Linked DNA regions of Homo sapiens: region 2 is linked to region 1. Evidence: chromatin loops called from intact Hi-C (ENCODE). Cell type or tissue: IMR-90. All regions are shown on one strand. Links, peaks and the distances in the headings refer to the core of each region. The heading gives the core; the rest is flanking DNA. Region 1 has its middle 130 kb from the start of ARX. Region 2 has its middle 19 kb from the start of ARX.

What was found. Hi-C counts contacts between places; a loop is a spot of excess contacts. Peaks named below come from ENCODE experiments on the same cell type or tissue, not always from the same donor. Only the 100,000 strongest peaks of a DNase experiment are listed, where the experiment ranks them.
Region 2: a loop joins it to region 1, with 2.1 times the contacts of the local background. A loop is called at or near these places in 15 of 110 quality-filtered maps.

Annotation. Positions count from the first base shown.
Region 1 is chrX:25,139,410-25,149,195 of GRCh38, reverse strand. No RefSeq gene overlaps it. Among named protein-coding and RNA genes, the nearest start is that of ARX, 130 kb to the right of the region's middle. In IMR-90, for the core only: a CTCF peak has its summit at 4,954 (motif pointing right); a DNase peak (open chromatin) is centred at 4,965; H3K27me3 peaks cover 238 bases.
Region 2 is chrX:25,030,232-25,040,017 of GRCh38, reverse strand. No RefSeq gene overlaps it. Among named protein-coding and RNA genes, the nearest start is that of ARX, 19 kb to the right of the region's middle. In IMR-90, for the core only: a CTCF peak has its summit at 4,984 (motif pointing left); no DNase peak of the experiment used is centred there.

The DNA of each region.
Region 1 (9,786 bases), core at 1,040-9,039:
GAAGAGACAACCCATGGAATGAGAGAAGATATTTGCAAACTACCCACGTGACAAGGGATTAATAACCGGAATATATAAGGAGCTCAAACAACCCTGTAGGAAAAAAACATAATAATTCAATCAAAATATAGGCAAAAGATTTGAATTGACATTTCTTAAAAGAAGACATACAAATGGCAAACAGGCATATGAAAAGGTTCTCCACATCATTGATCATTAGAGAAATGCAAATCAAAACTACAATGAGATATCATCTCACCTCAGTTAAAATGGCTTATATCCCCATAAAAGGAACGAGATCATGTCCTTTGCAGGGATATGGATGGAGCTGGAAGCCATTATCCACAGCAAACTAACACAGGAAGAAAAACCAAACACTGCATGTTATCACTTATAAGTGGGAGCTGAACAATGAGAACACATGGACATAAGGAGGGGAACAACACACTCTGGGGCCTGTTGCGGGGAGCAAGGGGAGGGAGAGCATGAAGATAAATAGCTAATGCATGCCGAGCTGAATACCTACGTGATGGTTTGATAGGTGCAGCAAACCATCATGGCACATGTTTCCCTAGGTAACAAACCTGCACATCCTGCACACGTATCCCAGAACTTAAAATAAAATAAAATGACTTATATCCAAAAGATAGGCAATAACAAATGCTGGCAAGGATGTGGAGAAAAGGGAACCCTTGTACACTGTTGGTAGCAATATACATTAGTACAACCACTATAGAGAACTGTTTGGAAGTTCCTCAAAAAAACTAAAAATTGGGCTACCATATGATCCAGCAATCCCACTGCTGGGTATATACCCAAAAGAGAAGAAATCAGTACATTGAAGAGATATCTGCACTCCCATGTTTATTGCAGCACTAAGTGTCCATCAACAGGTGAAAAAATAGATAAAGAAAATGTGGTACATATACACAATGGAGTACTATTCAGCCATAAAAAAGAATGAGATCCAGTCATTTGCAGCAACATAGACGGAACTGGAGGGCACTATGTTAAATGAAATAAGCCAGGCACAGAAAGACAAACATTGCAAGTTCTCACTTATTTGTGGAATCTAAAAATCAAAACAATTGAAGTCATGGACATATAGAGTAGAAGGATGCTTGCCAGAGACTAGGAAGGGCAGTGGCGGCCTGGGGGGTAGGTGAGGATGGTTAATGAGTACAAAAAAAATAGTAAGAATGAATAAGACCCTACTATTTGATAGCACAGCAGGGTGACTACAGTCAATAATAACTGTATGTTTTTAAGTAACTTAAAGAGTGTAATTGGATTGTTTGCAACTCGATGGATAAATGCTTGAGGGGCGGATACCCCATTCCTCATGATGTGCTTATTTCACATTGCATGCCTGTATCAAAACATCTTATGTACCCCATAAGTATATGTACCTACTATGTACCCAGAAAAACTAAAACTAAAAATAAATATTAAAAATATATACATAAAGAAAAGTTTATATAACAGCACCATTTACATTTTCATGGATATCACTGTGGTGTTTTTTCTATGTATAGATATGCATATTTTTACCAAAACAAGAAAATACAGCACATGCCTTTTTATTTTTTGTTTTTCATTTTTTTATGTACAGTGGGTTATGAACATCTTTCCAGGTCATTAAACATTCCTCTACAATATCACTTTAATAATAGCTTAGTATTCCATTGTTCAATTTAGCCAATACCCTAACCTAGATTTAGACATTTACATTGTCTTCATTTTTCATCATTACAAACAACACTGCAATGAACAACCTTTCAGACAATTTTGCATACTTCCATATTTCTGAAACATTCAAATGTTATAAAAACTCCTTGAAATCCACCTTAAAAATATAGCAAATCAATACATTTTCCTTAGGCCTCATTTTCTCTGTGGCTAATATCAAAATAACTGGCCAAAAAATAGCACTTCGGAAAACTACTTAGATGATTAAGTTTCTCAGAAAGAGCTCATGTTTTTACCACTTGGTCACAATGGGAACTAGATGAGAGAAAAGCATAAAGCAAATCAAACATCTTTCACATAGATAACAGCTATAAGAGGATGTTTCATTGGGAGTTTTGAATGAGACACTTGGACATCAGATACCAAAATGACTTGTAAAATAGACTACCATGAGGAAATTTCATAGTAGGAGAATAAGTACCAGTTACATATTTCATCCATGCCAAGGATATAAAAGGAGAGTGTTGGAAATTAAGATAATTCATAAGAAGAATAAATTTTTACCTTTTGGAAAGGACTGAATTCTGAGTCTCACCATTGTGTTTTCCAAGGGGATGAGATGGGATGGGGGCACTCCCTTCTATCCTTAAGTCAGGTGAGATGGGCTCCAAGGCATGGCTTGGAAAGCTTAATACGTGTTCAACAGCAAATGGCATACAGTGAACCGCTGGTTGACTCACACTTTAGAAAGGCAATGTAAATGGAGACATTAGATTAAAGGGCTGCATCTAGCAAGTAACTACACTGCCCTCCAGTAACAGTTCAAAGGTGTATAAATCCCAGGGATCAGATGTCAACCCCGCCTATGAAGGCAGCCTGCTGACTGTGGATGGAGCCTCCAGAATGAAGAAGCTGTGGGGTGTGTCATCAGAGCAAAGATGGAGAGAGGATGGGGGCAATGCCCAAATCAAAAGGGGGCCCAGTCGAGGGTCCCTGCATAACCCACAAAAATGATGCTGTGAGACAATCATCTTTAAACATTTGACCAGAGATCACAAAGCCACCCTGAAACAGGGTCAGCAAATAGGAACGCTTTTGCTCGTCTTTCCCTTCCTCTCTTCCCCTGCGCCAAGTCCAAAGTGGTCAGGAAACTTGGACAGCAAGCTAGGGAAAGAGAAGCAGGAAAACAGAGACATTTAACTCTAATTCACATTTGGAATATCTGGGACCCAACAATTTTAACTGAATTGAGTCTGGATTTGCAAATTAAAGTCATCTCAGAACTGTCTTTGTCCTATGAGTAGCCAGGGAATCTTGGGGCTTAACCAAATTTTTATCCAGTGGCTACAGAACTTTCTCCACAAAACAAAATGTAAAGGGACAATGGGCAACCAAAAAAAATTATGCTTTCTGATCTCATCCCAAGTCTTATCTATTTGATGTACCAGTTACACGGCTAACATTTTTAGAAGTTACATAGGCCAAGAACTAGACTAAACTTTTTATGCATAATTTAACTAAATCCTCCATGAGTAGGTACTATAATTATCCCCATTTTATAACCAAAGAAACTAAAGTCCAAAAACAAAATAACTTATCTCGGATCACACATTTATTAAAATCAAATCCAAGCCTGTTTGACGCTGCAACACATGCTTCGAACCATTACCATGGTGAATTATTCATAAACACTTTGGTATACAAAAGAAAACTCAAATTATAAAGATCAGATTATCATATCATCATTAACCCAAATATATAGCATGTGTAAGAAAAACTGCCAAAATACAATATTATAAAATCACAATGGCAAGCAAAATGCTTGATTTTTTTTTTATTACTCAGGGCTTAGAGCCACCTAAAAGGTTTCAGCAATATTATATTGCATACACGTTACAGATTAAACATGCCCGTGGACTGTCCCCGTGTAATCACTATAATATTTTATTATAGAATACCAGCATAGGTCCTGATCCCTAGCTCTTGGTAAACATGAGTAGCTGGAATCCATTGTTGTAAGGGCTTAACATCCCGTATGCGTGGTCTCAGCCTGAAAGAGAGTTTTCCAGGGCCTGACATCAATAGAAACTTCTTTGCTGTAGATTTTATTTTTATGAATTGGGATCAACAAAATGAGCATACAGTGACTGCAGGTATTAGGGAATGCTTTCATCAACTAAAGCCGACTGGAGGAGGGAGAGGGTTATCCAAACAGCTCAGCTGTACGTCTCTGCTAAATATGACTTAATCCCAGTTTATAAAAGCACCTGTGTTTTTTGTCATAGGGTTTAGTGCTGCCAACCACGCCAAACAATGCCAACCCCTGTGCAGCGGGTAGAGGGAGAGAGTTAAATGATGCCTGTCAATGTCTAGAGGGATTAAGATGATATAGGTTCATTTTCACAAACATCCTAGGCTACATTTTGAATATGCCTTTCCAGAAATGAAATTCTACAGCACCATCTACCACCTCCACTCCTCATGGCAGGCTTACCTCATCTCAGGGGACAGGGCTGTATTTTCTCCCCTGCCTTCCCTGGAATGGATACTTCTTTCTTCCTTTTTTGGAAAAAAAATTGAATAGTGCTTTACCCCTGAGAAGCTCTTAACAAATTGTTAGTTGCACCACTTCTTTTGGGTTTCCTTTCACTGACATGTCAAAATGTAAATCATCTTTCCTCCTAGACACAAGGCTACTGACACTCGAGCGTAAGATCATCAGTTCTTCCCTTCACTGGTCTCATCAGCCCACCCTCCTCCTGTCTCGCTGTGATTCTATTCATCCTCTTTCCATTGCCTTTATCCCAAGCTTGAGGGCAATCGCCAAACTCCCTTAGACTTGACGCAACCAAGAAATAAAAGCTTGTCTGAATTAAAAGCATTTCCTGGTACTAAGGAAAGATTTTTCTGCCTTCCACAGCGGAACAATGGTCACATTAAAAGATATGCCACACAAAAAAAAACGAACCTGGATGTCTGCAAACTTAGCCAAGGAATCAGAATCTGAAAATTTATAGTATGTCCCCAAGAACTCCCGAATCCTTCGCCCTTCTCTGAGAACCATCCTTCGCCCTTCTCTGAGAACCGCTATGCAGAGCTTTGAGTGACAGGCATAATGGTACAAGCCACGATTTAAATTCTGCTTGCCTCATTCTTTGCATAGACAGCAACGGGCTGATAGAATGCAACTGAAAACATAATTTAGATGGGAAAATACAAAACGTTTTTCCCAGGAAAGGGGGAGGACGGGAACATGGCTTGATCCAGCCAGCAGAGGGCGCAACTTACACATATAAGTATAAACCAGCCTTCGCTGGAAGCTGTAAGGTCTCCTGCGATTTTTATCACAAATTTCCCATTTTTGAAAACCATATCCAAGCTCCCTTGGACAAAACTCCGGTAGAGTCACTCAGCTGTCCCCTCCTGTCTAAATAAGACTATTTTCTACTTCCCCCAGGTCCAGCCACTCAAACTGCCACTTTTCTATCCCTGGCTCTGGCATGGGAAAGAAGGAAGATCAAGTCCTTCAAAAACAGCTTCCCAGAAAGAGTGACCTGTATTCCCAAGTAGCCTTCATTTGTTTAAGAGACTTGCACCTAGCATTTCTTGATCAAAGCTAATGCGCTGTAAATTTCTTCATTTAACAGACTTAGTCTGTTCAACTCTTGACACTGGGAATTGGGATTTCCCAGAACTATTAGCACTGCACAGTAGGCGCTCCATGCCGGCCAAGAACGGGGGATTAACAGGTATTTGTCTCAGCTAATTTCACTCTCTATACCGGGTCTATAGAGACTGGGGCTTCTTGGCGGAGTGTGTGCCACCCTGCTAATTGGCTACGAATGTAACTACTCCAGCATGCCAATGGACCGGGGGTACTCCACAGCCTTAAGAGGCTGGAGGCAAATGGATCCTTACCATGGGCACTCAGGAAATTTGAGGGTTGCTGGGCAGGACCGTAATTGTAAATGATTCATTTGCCAACTTCCACCTCCTGCTGTCTATCAAACTTCCATCCCTGTCGACCATGTGCAGATAGTTCTAAACATTTTACTCAATGACAGTTGCATCCATGAAATCCCGTAGTAACAAGGAATTTCCATATATTCTATTCAGAATGCATGTGCAGAATCAAAAGTCCTATAGGTAGCTCCCATAAAATGCATAATTCCCTGAGCTAGGTAAAATCATTACATCCATCAGGATATTCACAGATTATACGAATCATTTCTGGAAAGAAGATGATAAATAAAGGGACGGTTGTTAGTCTCTTTTCACATGCCCTATTCTTCCATTTCTTGCTGATAATCAGACTCTCTTAGTGATATATCCTACTTCTAAAGTTTCTGATAAAGGAATTGAGGAGTCAAATATTAAATGTTTTAGTTATCTATTGTTGCATAACAAATTATACCATGCTTAGCAGCTGAAAACAACATTTATTATTTCCTAGTTTCTGTGATCAACCAGGATCAATTCAAGAGCAGCTTAGCTAGGTGGTATTGATTAAGTCTTTCATGAGGTTGCAATCAAAATGTTGGCCAGGGTTGTAGGTATCTCAAGACCCAACTGACGGAGAATCCACTTCAAAGATCACTCATATGGCTGGTGGCAGGCCGTAGAAAATCCACTTCCAAGCTCACTAACGTGGGCCTCTCCACAGGGCTGCCTCCCATGCTATGGACTGCACATTTATGTTCCCTCAAAATTCATATACTGAAGCTCTAACTCCCAGTGTGGCTTTATTTGGAGATGGGGCCTCTAAGGAAGTAATTACAGTTAAATGACATCATACGGGTGGGACCCTGATCTGATAGGATTAATGTCCTTATAAAAAAAGACACCAAAGTGCCAGCACTCTCCTCTCCTTTCTCTCTCTCTCTCCCACCACCCCCAACTCCAAGTCTCCCAGTGTGCAAACAAAAAAGAGATCATGAGATCATGCGAACACACAGAGAGATGGCGGCCACCCACAAGCCAAGAAGAGTGCTCTCACCAGGAACCAAACTGGCCTGCACCTTGATCTGGCATTTCTAGCCTCCAGAACTATGAGAAAATACATTGTTGTTTAAGCCACTCAGTCTATGGTATTTTGTTTTGGCAGCCCAAGCAGATTAATACACCCTACAAAGAATGAAGAGTCCAAGAGAGAGCACCCTGAGATGGAAGCCATAGTATTTTTATAACCTAATACCAGAAGTGGCATCCCATCACTTCTATGGGATAGAATATAATCCCATATTCTATTCATTATAAGCAAGTCAATAAGTCTAGCCCATACTTAAGGTGAGGGAATTTTAAAAGGGGATGGATATGAGGAAGCAGAGACAACTGAGGGACATCTTGGAGTCTACCCACCATACTACATAAGAGCTGATTTACTGAATAAAAACACATCTATGGTTATACTATTACAATTACATGTATTATGATACAAGCAGTACATGTTACCTGTAAGAAGACAAAACTGGATTTCATACAATGGGTGCATTTTGAAAGCTGGCTCATAATTTGGGAGTCCACTGCTTTATAATCATGTTCACACATGTGCTCTTAGTTTTTTTTCCCCCTTTTCTGATCCTCTGAGTAGATATGTGCATATGGATACCACTTCCGGTGCCATAAATGTTGCCAGTGGAATGTGTGTAGTTCACCATTCCAAGCTTGTTGTCTGGGCTGTCTGCCACATCTGCCACCCAACAGTAAACCTCTTATTACAAAACCCATCTTTCTATCAGATGGCTACACCCTTGATTGATTAATTGAGCCCCTCTCAACACTGTCATAATGATAATAATAACAATAATACATTTCCAAGTGTGTTTGCTTTACCATGATGAACTGTGGTTTTCATTATCATTTAACTACTACATAGACCTTGGAATATAATATCATTCATCTCACCTTTATTCCTACATCTGTAATAATACTTGAAATAGAAACTTCCTCAAAGATAAACAGTACGGGAATAAAAGTAAGTAAATGGTAGGATGAAAATATTCTATGTCAGGTTACTCTATCTTGTATAGTTCTTTTCAACAGATGAGCTTCTTGACTATGGTCCCTGAATTTCCTTCATTGTATGCACTGAAATGATACTAAATCTCTTAGGGGATATTTAATAATTCTATTGTATCAAACAAATCTAAGTGTCGTGTGTGTCATATAGAATGCATTTGACAGTACTCATCAAATTTTTAATTTTTAATTTGGCATTTAAACATAATGCCAACATAGTGGAATACTGAAATACCAAATTTTTAGTTAAAATTAAGGATTGCTGTTTGGAGTAATAAGATGGCGTATGTAAAAGTACCTGCTACAGCAGCAGAGAGCTCAAAATAATTTTTCAAATAAATTCTAAATAAATTTAGTTAAAATTAAATTCCAGCCATAAAATATAAAGCACAAACAAAAAGCAACTGAAGAGAAACTCAAAAAGAAGGGTAAAGTTGACCCTGCATGGCTCCAGAAGTGGAAACAGGAAACAGGTTCTACTCATATGCAGTCCCCGGCCTCTCCATCGCATTAACATACAAATCATTAACGCTATGCAAATCAGTAACACAATCAAGATTCCCAGAGTAATTTCTATTCCCATGTCTGCAGAGAGATCTAGTCTAGTTAGTTGTACAGATAGAGCTTCCGGAAAATGTGATTAATTAGGGAAACGCATGACAGTCACAAGAGAAAACTTGCAGTTAATCTAAGTTCAGTTAGTCAAGGTTACAAAGAGAATCACATAGGCTACTTAACCTTGTGTAGGGAGAATTCCATTCCACAGCCACCAATGTACCTCTGACAGCAGCCAACCAACTCATAAAACTAGGTCATTGGGTAAGGGAGGCATAATGAGAGATTTGAATGCTTTTAGCATTCCTACTGAGCAGTCCTGCTTGTGATTGAGTAAAATGGGAATGGGGCAGTCACATTATCCTTCCCTATAAATACCGACACCAATAGCTCCCATCTCAAAACCATGGTGACTCAAATGGTAAAGTAATATTCAGGAAAGAAAATTCCTGTTTTGATTTGCTAATGTCATCCAAGATTTCTACGTGACAGTTAAATTTCACAATAATGGAAAAAACTAAAATAATATCCCATTTTGAAAAAGTAGTTATAAAATGTAAATTAAAATAAAAACATTTTCACCAAAGAAATGTAGTTTTCTCTTTTTAACATTTTTTATCTTGAAATAATCATAGAGTTATAGGAAGCTGCAAAGATAGTAGAAAGATCTATACCATGTCCCCTATACTCAGTTTGTCCCAATAGTTACATCTTATATAATATTAAAACCAGGAAACAGACATTCATCAAACATGTATGTATAGTTCTATGCCATTTTATCACATGTGTAGAATCATGTAACCACTACTGCAATCAAGATACAGAACTGTTCCATCACCACAAAGATCTCCATCATGCTACCCCTTTAGAGTCGTATCTACCCACCCCACCATCTCTAACCCTTGCCAGCCACTAATTTGCTCTTCATCAATTTCAGTGTGTCATTTTGAGAATGTTATATAAATAGAATCAGCTAGTATGTGACCTTTTAAGATTGGCTCTTTTCACTTAGCATAATGCCCTTGGGGTCCATGAAAGTTGTTGCATAGGTAAATTTGTGGTGGTTGCTTTAGGTATTACGTTATACATTCATAACTTATCCATCCATTGGTATTGACATTTTACTAGTTCAAGTGAAATGTAGAGACCTTACCTCCCTTTAAGACCCTTTACTATACCCATTTATAATATAATTATCTTAAATATTTCCTGTACATATATTAAGAACCATATCCAAAAACTGTTATATATCTTTTGCTCCAACTGTCAAATATAATTTAGAAAACTCAAGAGGAGAAAAGAAGCCTATTGTATGTGCCCATATTTCGGTTTGTTCCTTTGTTCTTTCTTCCTTCATGGTATTTTAACATTCTTTCATTCCCTTTCTGTTTCAAGAACTTCCTTTAGCCATTTTTTTAAGGGTAGGTCTGGTAAATTATTTAAGTTTTTTTTTTTTAGTCTGAGAATATCTGTATTTCCTTTTCATTTCTGAAGGATCATTTCACTGAGTATAGAATTGGCTGG
Region 2 (9,786 bases), core at 836-8,835, 110 kb after region 1:
TCTCAGCCACCCTTCTTCTAAGTGCTGGTGTCCCAAGGGACTTCCCCATCAGAAACCTGGCCGCCGTTTAATGTTCCCTTGGTGATTTGGACCCCTGGCCTACATGCATGCTGAGAAAGAGAGTGCCAACCATCACTGGAACACGCCTTGTGGAAATGAGAGCCTTGTTGACTACCATATGGGCCTCGCGTAGTGGGGAGCTGAGGGCTCGGGGGGCTTCAGATCTCAGGTTTACCGTGGGCAGGAGACTCCTTTGGGCCACCATACTTCTCCCTCTCCGGTTCACACTGGTGGGGCGGGGAAGGGGGTTCCGGTCAGAAAAATGCCCACCCACTAGAGTTCCCTGGGTCATTTTAGCCCCCGACCTGCCTGGGACTGGGGAACCAAGCGCCAACCAGTCTTCAGCCGGCCAATGTGCTTTGGAAATGAAAGTGCCTTTTGGCCACCAAATGGGCTCCCCAGGGGTGGGGAACCGAGGTTCCTTCCTGCTACAACTTGCCCACGTACTGCAGAAGTGAGATCCTGCTCAGCCACCGTCCTTCTCTCCATACTGGTGCACTGAGAGCCCTTCCGGCTACTCACTGCTTTCCAACTGGAAAACTGAATTGGAGGCCATTCCAGCCACCAGGCAGCCCAAAATCCACACATCCATGGATCCTTAAGGTCCCCAGGCTGCAGCGGACAGGGAACTAAAAGCCCTTACAGTCTCAGGCCTCCCAAGTGCTGTGAAAACAAAAGCCCATTTGGCAACCATCTTTCTCACACTGGTGTTCCAGAGGCCCTGCCGGTCAGCAACCTGGCTGTTCACTAGGGTTCCGTGGCTCATTTCGGCCCCCACCTTCCGGCATGGTGGGGAATGGAGGCCATTCCAGCAATTCTACAGCCGATAACTATGTAACTGATAGCCACTTCCGCCACCATCCCGGCCTCACATGTTATAGAGCCAAGGGCCTTTTGTTATCTTCACACCAACCGCGTTTTGAGGAAGCAGGAGCTCTTTCAGCTACCATCCTGCCCTACGCGCTGGTGCCCCCAAGGGGTCTTCCTGTCAGAAATCTGGCCACTTGCTAAGGTTCCGTGGGTCATTTCAACACCACACTAACCCCCTCCCCACCTTGCTTTACTTGCTGAGAAACAGAGGGTAAAATGACCATCAGTGAGCCACTTACTGTGGAAATGAGAGCTCTTTGGGCCACCATATGGGCCTCACTCACCACGGATCTGAGGACTTTTCTGGTCTCGGGCTGTAGGTATACTGGGGAAGTGAGAGCCCTCTCAGCCACCATCCTTCTTTCCATTCTTCATGCGGGTGTATCAAGGACCCTTCCGACTACCAGCTAATCAGCAGCTGGATAACAGGATTGGAGGCCCTTCTGAGCACCAGCCATCCTGAAATCCACACACCAGTGGATCCTTCAGGGCCCCAACCTGTGGTGGACTGAGGAACTCTAAGACCCGCCCCCAGGTCTCCAGGCACTATGTAAGACAGATGCCTTTTGGCAACTGTTTCCCACACCCTGGTATCCTGGAGGGACTTCCGGTCCCTAACCTGACTCTCAACGAGAGTTCTGCAGGTTATTTTGGCCCTCCAGCTTCCATGCATGTTAGGGAACTGAGGACCATCCAGAAGTTCTCTTGCCCACATACTGTATTGATGAGACCCTTTTTGTCTTCTTACAGCTCTTGCATGCTGGAAAACAGAGTTGCCTTCTGGCCACAGGCTGCTTGCCTGCTGGGAAAGTGAGGACTTTTTCAGCCACCATCTTGCATGATGATGCCCCCTGGCTCCTTCCAGCCACCTGCCTGTCCACACAACAGGGTTCTGCCAGTCCTTCAATCTCTCAGCATGCTCATGTGCAGTAGTAAGCCAGGGCCCATTCGGCCAGTGTCCTTCTAGAGTACCAGTGTAAAGAAAGCCCTTCAGGTTACCCAGTTGCTTGTGAGCTAGAGAACTGTATTGGAGACCCTTAGGGTCACCAGCCTGCACATGAACTAGTGTCCTTGGAGCCCTTTCAGCCACCAGCCTGCCCAGGTGCCATGTAGCAGTCAGTCCTTCTAGGCTCCAGCCTGCGTTCACCTGGGAAACTGAAGGCCCTTCTGGCTTCTTGTGGCCTGAGTGTTGTGGAAGCAAGAGCCCCTTTAGGCTCTTCTTCACCATCCTTTCCTTGGGACCATGTCCCAGTGGCCCTTGTCACCAACTTGCCCACTCACTAAGGTTCTAGGAATCATTTTATCCCCCAGCCTGCCTGTAGGCCAGGGAACAGGATGCCATTAGTCATCAACTTGCCCACAAGCAGTTGAGTCTAGAGCCCTTTCAGCCACCATCCTTCCAGTGTTCTGGTGCCTGGGAGCCCTTTCCAGCCACCAACTGGCTTTGCCCTAGTGCCATGGGGTCCTTCCAGTCCCTAGCCCACCCACAGGCCACAGTTCCCTTTGTCCTTCAGGCCCCCTACCTACACATGTGCTGAAGAACTGAAGGTCCTTCCATCCATCAGCCTGCCTTCATTCTGTGGAATGAAGAGCCACTGTCAGTCTCTTGCACTGGTGCTCTGGTGGCAGGGAGGGGACCTTCCAGACAGTAGCCGGCTTGCATGCCAAGGTTCCAATGGTCCTACCAGCCCCCAACCTGCCAAGGAGTTGTGCTCAGAGATCCCTTTCAGTCACCAGCCTGACAACAAACTGGGGTCATGGAGGAGTGAGGTTACTCAGGCAGTAGCCTGCCCACTTGCTGTAGAATCTACAGCTCTATCGACAATCATTCTCCCTCATACTGTTTCTCCAGGATCCTTTCAGCCACCATCAGTCCCACAGTCAGTCCCTTGTGTTGGTGACCTAGGGGAACTGTCCAGCTACCAACCAGCCCACCCACTAGGGTACCAGGGATCCTTTTGGCCCCTACACTGTCCACATGCTGGAGAACCAAGGGCACTTGTAGTGCAAAAGCAGCCATAGACCATGCAAATAAGTGGGCATGGTTGGATTTTGCCCACAGGTGCATATTTCCATCTGATTATCTATAGTAGTCGCTCTCTAAAGTTCTAGCCAGGCACAAGGCTGTACAGAATAAATACTACAGTTCTAAAACTTTTTTGCATCTAGATGTGACAGTGTATCTAAGTTCTGCTCATTGAGATATGATAAAGAGCAATGTGTGCAACTGCTAAACCATACCCAAAAAGAGAAGGGAGGTGACCTCTCCTTTCCTCTCCCCTGTTCCAGGGATGGAACGTTGACATGCACTAAGTCGGGTCATGCAGATGAAGTCAACAACCTAGGGACAAAAAAGCAAAAAGACAGAAGGATCCTGGGATCTCTATGACTTCTTGGAATAGAGCCACCATATCAGTTCCGACATCTATATGAAAGTGAAATAGGCTTCCAACTTGTTTAAACCACTGTTGTCACTGACTTGCATACAGTCCAATCTAACAAATATGCCTGGTTTCACCAAAAATTAAGTTAGTTCAGTTCAACCTCTCAATAACAAATAAAAACCAAAACCAGGAACCCAAGCACAAAAGTATGAGTGAGAAATAGCTCTTGAATCTTTTGACTTCTCTCCATCTCCTGCACTACTATCTTCTCCCCTTTAGACCACTGCCATTCGACAGCTTAGAACCCTCAGTGGTTTTTCAATGCTTTTAAAACATTGACCAGACTCACGAAAACAACCTACTCATTCTCCCATCTGCAACCTTCTCTGGCCTCATGCATACCAAACTCACCTCATTCTCCCAACTCTAGCTACATCATCTTTCTGTCCATTGTATTTGCCATGCTCTCTCCTACTGCAGAACCGCTGTGCTGTCACCTCCACCTGCAACGCTCTTCCCTATCCTCATCATGGAGTTAACTCCAGCCTACTTTTCAGACATCAGCTCAAATATCACTTCCTGACCCTGTCTTCCTTGATTCAGCAAAGGCCATATTATGGGTTATGCTGACACCATGAGCTTGTCTGTCAAAGGCTTGTGACAGTTACAGTTTTCCATTTGTTCTGTGATGATTTGACTAACTATAAGCTAATCATGTCTTAGGGGCTATGTCTGATTTTGTTCACCATTTTATCCAGATGCAGGGTTCCCATAAAGTAGACAAATGAATTATTGTACATAAGCCCCTTTTGCAAAGGCAAGGCAACATGCTTCATAATGGAATTTGGTCTTGTCCTATGTCTCTGAGGATTAGGTTCAGCTGCAAGGAACAGAAAATAAAACAAAAAAACAATGGCTTCAATCAGAAAAGAGATATATTTCCCTTTCTTATAAAATATGTGTGGAAATAGTAGGTTCAGGGCTGGAGTATGATAGCTCTCTAAGATTGTCAGAGATCCAGGTACCTTCCAGCCAGCCACTCTGCCATCCCTAGGATGTGGTTCTTGTCTTCATGGTTCCTGGCTCCAGCCATCACATCTATTCCAGGCAGCAAATTTGAGGAATGCAGACAAAGGCCTGACTCCTCTCTTTTAAGATGACTTCCTGGAAACACCACAAAAAACGTGTCCTTCTCCAGAATTAGTTAAATTGGCCACTCTTTCCCAAAAGGGAGGCCACAAAAATGTGGTCTTTCAGCTGCACATGCCCAGGTAAAAATCAGGGTTTGGGTACTAAAGGATATAGGGAGTGTTTTGGTTATCTATTGCTGCCTAGTAAACCACCCTAAAACTTAGTGGCTTAAAATGATAGCAACCAAAAATAAATAATACAGCAATAACCATATTATTATCTTTCATAAATCTGTGGGTTGAGTGGGCTCAGCTGGGCAGTTCTTACGCTGGCCTCACTTGGGGTCTCACGCAGTTGGCAGTCAACTGATATGCTTGGACCTGTCTCTTCCTTGTTATGATCTCATGGCCTCTCCTCTCCACACATTCTCTCTATGTGACCTCTCTCCCACTGAGCATCCAAAACCACAAAGCAGAATCTTCCAGGCCTTCTCAAAGCTTAGGCAAAGTGTCACTTCACCACCCTCTACCGGTCAAAGCAGTTACAGGGCCAGTCCAAATTCAAGGGGGAGGAGAAATAAACTTCACTTCTCTATGAGGGGAGTGACACAAAATATTTTTTTGAGCAAAATGTTTACATTTCTATTGAAATATACACTAAAACAGAATGAGTTTTACTAGTCAATGAAACTTTGTCAAAGCAAAATCACAAACTTCCACTGGGGAGGCCCAGTCAGCTAGCAGCAGTGATCCCCAAGCAGGAACACCAAGGAGAAGCCTGGGAGACCCCTCTCCAAAAAGCCTCCTTTCAAGAGGCCCCCAACTCACTTCTGCCATATGCACCCACACAGATTTAGGAGCTTGGACATTTTCCAATGACATTGGAAAATGAGCTCCTCATTTTCATATATTTTTAGTTTCTTCTTCACTGCAATAAATATAAAATTGGCAATGCTCATACACCACAGCACAGACAATATTTTGGGCTTTAGCATACAACTGTAAACAGTGACTAGGTTAAAAAAAATAAAAATAAAAATAAAGTAAGTTGGACTCCCCCCACCCCCCACCCGCCCCCCAAGATGTGGTCTTGCTCTGTCACCCAGGCTGCAGTGCAGTGGTGCTATCTCGGCTCACTACAACCTCCGCCTCCTAGGTTGAAGAGATTCTCCTGCCTCAGCCTCCCAAGTAGCTGGGATTACAGGTGCCCACCGCCACGCCCAGTTAATTTTTGTATTTTTAGTAGTGATGGGGTTTCACCATGTTGGCCAGGCTGGTCTCAAACTCCTGACCTCATGATCTGCCCGCCTCGGCCACCCAAAGTGCTGGGATTACAGGCGTGAGCCACCATGCCTGGCCGCCTTTTTTTTTTTTTTTTTTTTTTTTTAAAGAAACAAAGAAACAAAATTCCTAAGAGCCAGGCATGAGCTACTCAAGATTTATTTTGTTGGGCTAAGGTTTCAGACAAAAAATTCTGGTTTAGGCAGATGCCCTTGACAGTCCAAGTAGACCCAGGGTGGTAGCCACAGCATGGTCTATGGCAATCTAGAACACACGCACTGGAAGACAACCTGCCCTACGTCACCCTGGGCAGTCTATCTTCAAGCTGCCACATTTGAGATACCACCACAGACATCTTTATAGTTCCATCATTGGCTGCCATCTAGTGTAGCAGGAATGTGTGGATGAAGGAATAAAAATGTGCTGGGAGAGGAAGAGAATAGTATCTCTGCTAGCTGCCTGGAAAGTTGGCCCCTTAATCACAATGACAACTACGACATTTCACTTGGACAGTTCATTAAATTTATAGATTTCTTTTAAAGTACAAAGACTAAGCAGTAAGTTCTGTCACTGAAGCAAACTGGGATGTCAATCAAAGAAAAATAGATTGACTATTTTTGCTTAAAGTAGTGCAAAGAAGTCTGGCAAAAAATGAAAGTGAACTCAATATCTGCACCTGAGTAACGGGGCAGAATTTTATTTAAATGGCTAGTGGTTCAAATACTATTGCTTAATAGCTCTGATAGATATAAAATGTAGTAACATCTGAGGTTTATACACATGAGCAAAGGAGCTGAAGGCCAGGGATATGGGATTCTAGTTCAAGAGAGAAGCTAAAAGTGCATGCTGCAGGAGTAACCTAATGGATTTGTTTGGATCGTACTCCCACCTTCTGACAAACAGAAAAAGACCTGGATAGAAAACTGTCATTCCAGCCAGGCGTGGTGGCTCACACCTGTAATCCTAGCACTTTGGGAGGCCGAGGCGGGTGGATCACCTGAAGTAAGGAGTTTGAGATCAGCCTGACCAACATGGCAAAACCCTGTGTCTACTAAAAATACAAAAATTAGCCAGGCTGGTGGCACGCACCTGTAATCCCAGCTACTCGGGAGGCTGAGGCACAAAAATTGCTTGAACCAGGGAGGCAGAGGTTGCAGTGAGCTGAGATGGTGCCATTGCACTCCAGCCTGGGCGACAAGAGTGAAACTTTGTCTCAAAAAAAGAAAAAAAAGAAAAGAAAAGAAAACTGTCTTTCCACACACAAAAATCTGACTTAATTCTTCTTCCTATACAACTATACCTCAGCTAAGAAAAAAAATCTCTAGTGAAAAACTCAATAACCTGGGCTACTAAAAATAAAAAGGAAATTTTTAATATCATAAACAAGTTTAGTAAATACCATGTGGATTTTCTGTTGTTAATGAAGACATGATACATTCAAAAAAGTATTTTTTTTGAGATGAAGTCTCACTCTGTTGCTCAAAAAAAGTATTTTTTTAAAAAAAGAATAAAACAAAAAAAAATTATAGAAAGAGACTTCACAAGAAAAAATGAGCCCAAGTTAGGCCAGGCGCGGTGGCTGACACCTGTAATCCCAGCACTGTGGGAGGCTGAGATGGGTGGATCACGAGGTCAGGAGATTGAGACCATCCTGGCTAACACGGTGAAACCCTGTCTCCACTAAAAATACAAAAAATTAGCTAGGCATGGTGGTGGACACCTGTAGTCCCAGCTACTTGGGAGGCTGAGGCAGGAGAATGGCGTGAACCAGGGATGCAGAGCTTGCAGTGAGCCGAGATCACACCACTGCACTCCAGCCTGGGCGACAGAGCGAGACTCTGTCTCAAAAAAAAGAAAAAAGAAAAGAAAAGAAAAAATGAGCCCAAGTTCTATCCCTCACAGTCAGAAGTGGGTCTTAGCACAAATCACTAACCCCTCCTCCAACACACAAATGCACTGCCATTTGCCTTTCCAGTAGAACATAAAACATTCATTACTGAATTAGAACATTAAGCAGAATCACTGCAGAGCATATTTTGATGGGTTACTTCAATACCCACCTGGTCCAGTTCAAAATATCTGTAGATCCAGTTTGTACATATTCACTAGGTATACTGAATAAACCATCTATTATCCCATTATTTTTTAGAAATGGCAGTTCTTACAGCTCAAGCAAACATCAAGATTATAAAGTGCGCTCTTAAAACAAATTCTCAGATGAAGTACATTAATGAGACACCTTAGAAGTGAAACAAACCTGGTTCTTTTTTAGTAAAATAATGGGATAAAGGTAGTCTATGCTGAAGAGCAGCTTCACTTGTTTCCCCATAGAAAAAGGCCCAAAATTTTTTGGACAATAAATTAAAAACTAAGCCAATAAAAAAATAAAATATAAAGGCCAGGTGCGGTGGCTCATGCCTGTAATCCCAGCACTTTGGTAGGCCGAGGCAGGTGGATCACCTGAGGTCAGGAGTTTGAGACCAGCCTGGCCAACATGGTGAAACCCTGTGTGTACTAAAAGTACAAAAATTAGCTGGGCATGGTGGCAGGCGCCTATAGTCCCAGCTACTCAGGAGGCTGAGGCAAGAGAATTGCTTGCACCCGGGAGGCAGAGGTTGCAGTGAGCCGAAATCGTGCCACTGCACCCCAGCCTGGGCGACAGAGCAAGACTCCATTTCAAAATAAATAAATAAATAAAATAAAATGAAATAGAATATACACCTAAGATATTATAAAACTTGAAATAATGTCAGGTGATATGGAATGGGAAACAGAGTTCTGATTCCCTACCCCCCAACCACCCAGCAAAAAAAAAAAAAAAAAAAAACTGTAACAGGTTTTAAGGGAAAAACAAAACAAACCAGAACTCCGAATATGAATAGCAATACACAGACTCTATAGCACAGAATACCACACAAGAATGAATTTTATAGCAGTACTATCATAAGAGTAGCTGGCTAGAGACTATACTTCCAGCAACAGGGCTCCTAGGTCGAAAATGTGTTAAAAGCTTGTAATGTCAACAAGGACCAAAAAAAAGAAAAAAAAAAGAGGGGATGATGGGGAAACGGGAGGAAAGGCTGCATGCACGGGTCCATTATAGACATGATATTCAGCAGCATAAAAATAATACCCTCCAAAGAGTCCCCCTACTGGGGCAAAACCTGTTTCTCACTGCTAAGGACAGGAAAGATTAAGAAAGCAGAATAAATTCACTTGTAACTATAGCATCTTCCATATTTGAATGACAAGCATGTTCAACCTGATGCTGCATGTTAAGAAAATATTCAGCCAGGCACGGCAGCTCACTTTGGGAGGCTGAGGTGGGCGGATCACGAGGTCAGGAGTTCGAGAGCAGCCTGACCAAGATGTTGAAACCCCATCTCTGCTAAAAATACAAAAATTAGCCAGGCGTGGTGGTGGGTGCCCGTAGTCCCAGCTACTCGGGAGGCTGAGGCAAAGAATCGCTTGAACCCGGGAGGCGGAGGTTGCAGTGAGTCAAGATCGCGCCACTGCACTCCAGCCTGGTGACAGAGCAAGATTCCATCTTAAAAAAAAAAAAAGAAAGAAAAAGAAAACATTCAATATGCATATGAATCTAAGCAACATAAAAACCAAAGACTAAATTATGAACCTTAAAAAAATGGAAAAAAAATGTTTTAAAGCCAAGTAGGTATGATTCTAAGAATTATTATATACAATGTAATCCAAGAAAGGCCAAGAAAAGAATCTTCATGTTGTTCAGTATTTAGGCTTGATGTTGTCCTAGGAAAGCAGTAATAATTCAATGAACATGTTACATATACAACTAAAAAGTCCCCTTCTGGTTTCAAATGAATTGAAACAACAATCTTCCTTGGCTAATTTTTCTCCTCTGTCAAACAAATTTTCTATGTACAGGACCAGTTTAAACCCCTCCTCCCCTTCAAACACTAGATATGAACATCCAGGAACATTCTTCAATGCAAAGTGCCTTAAGAAAGAGAAGGATTCTGGAGTGCTGGTGATATAACTGATCTGAGGAAGCTGAGATGCTATTGACACTCATGGGAGCCAGTCAG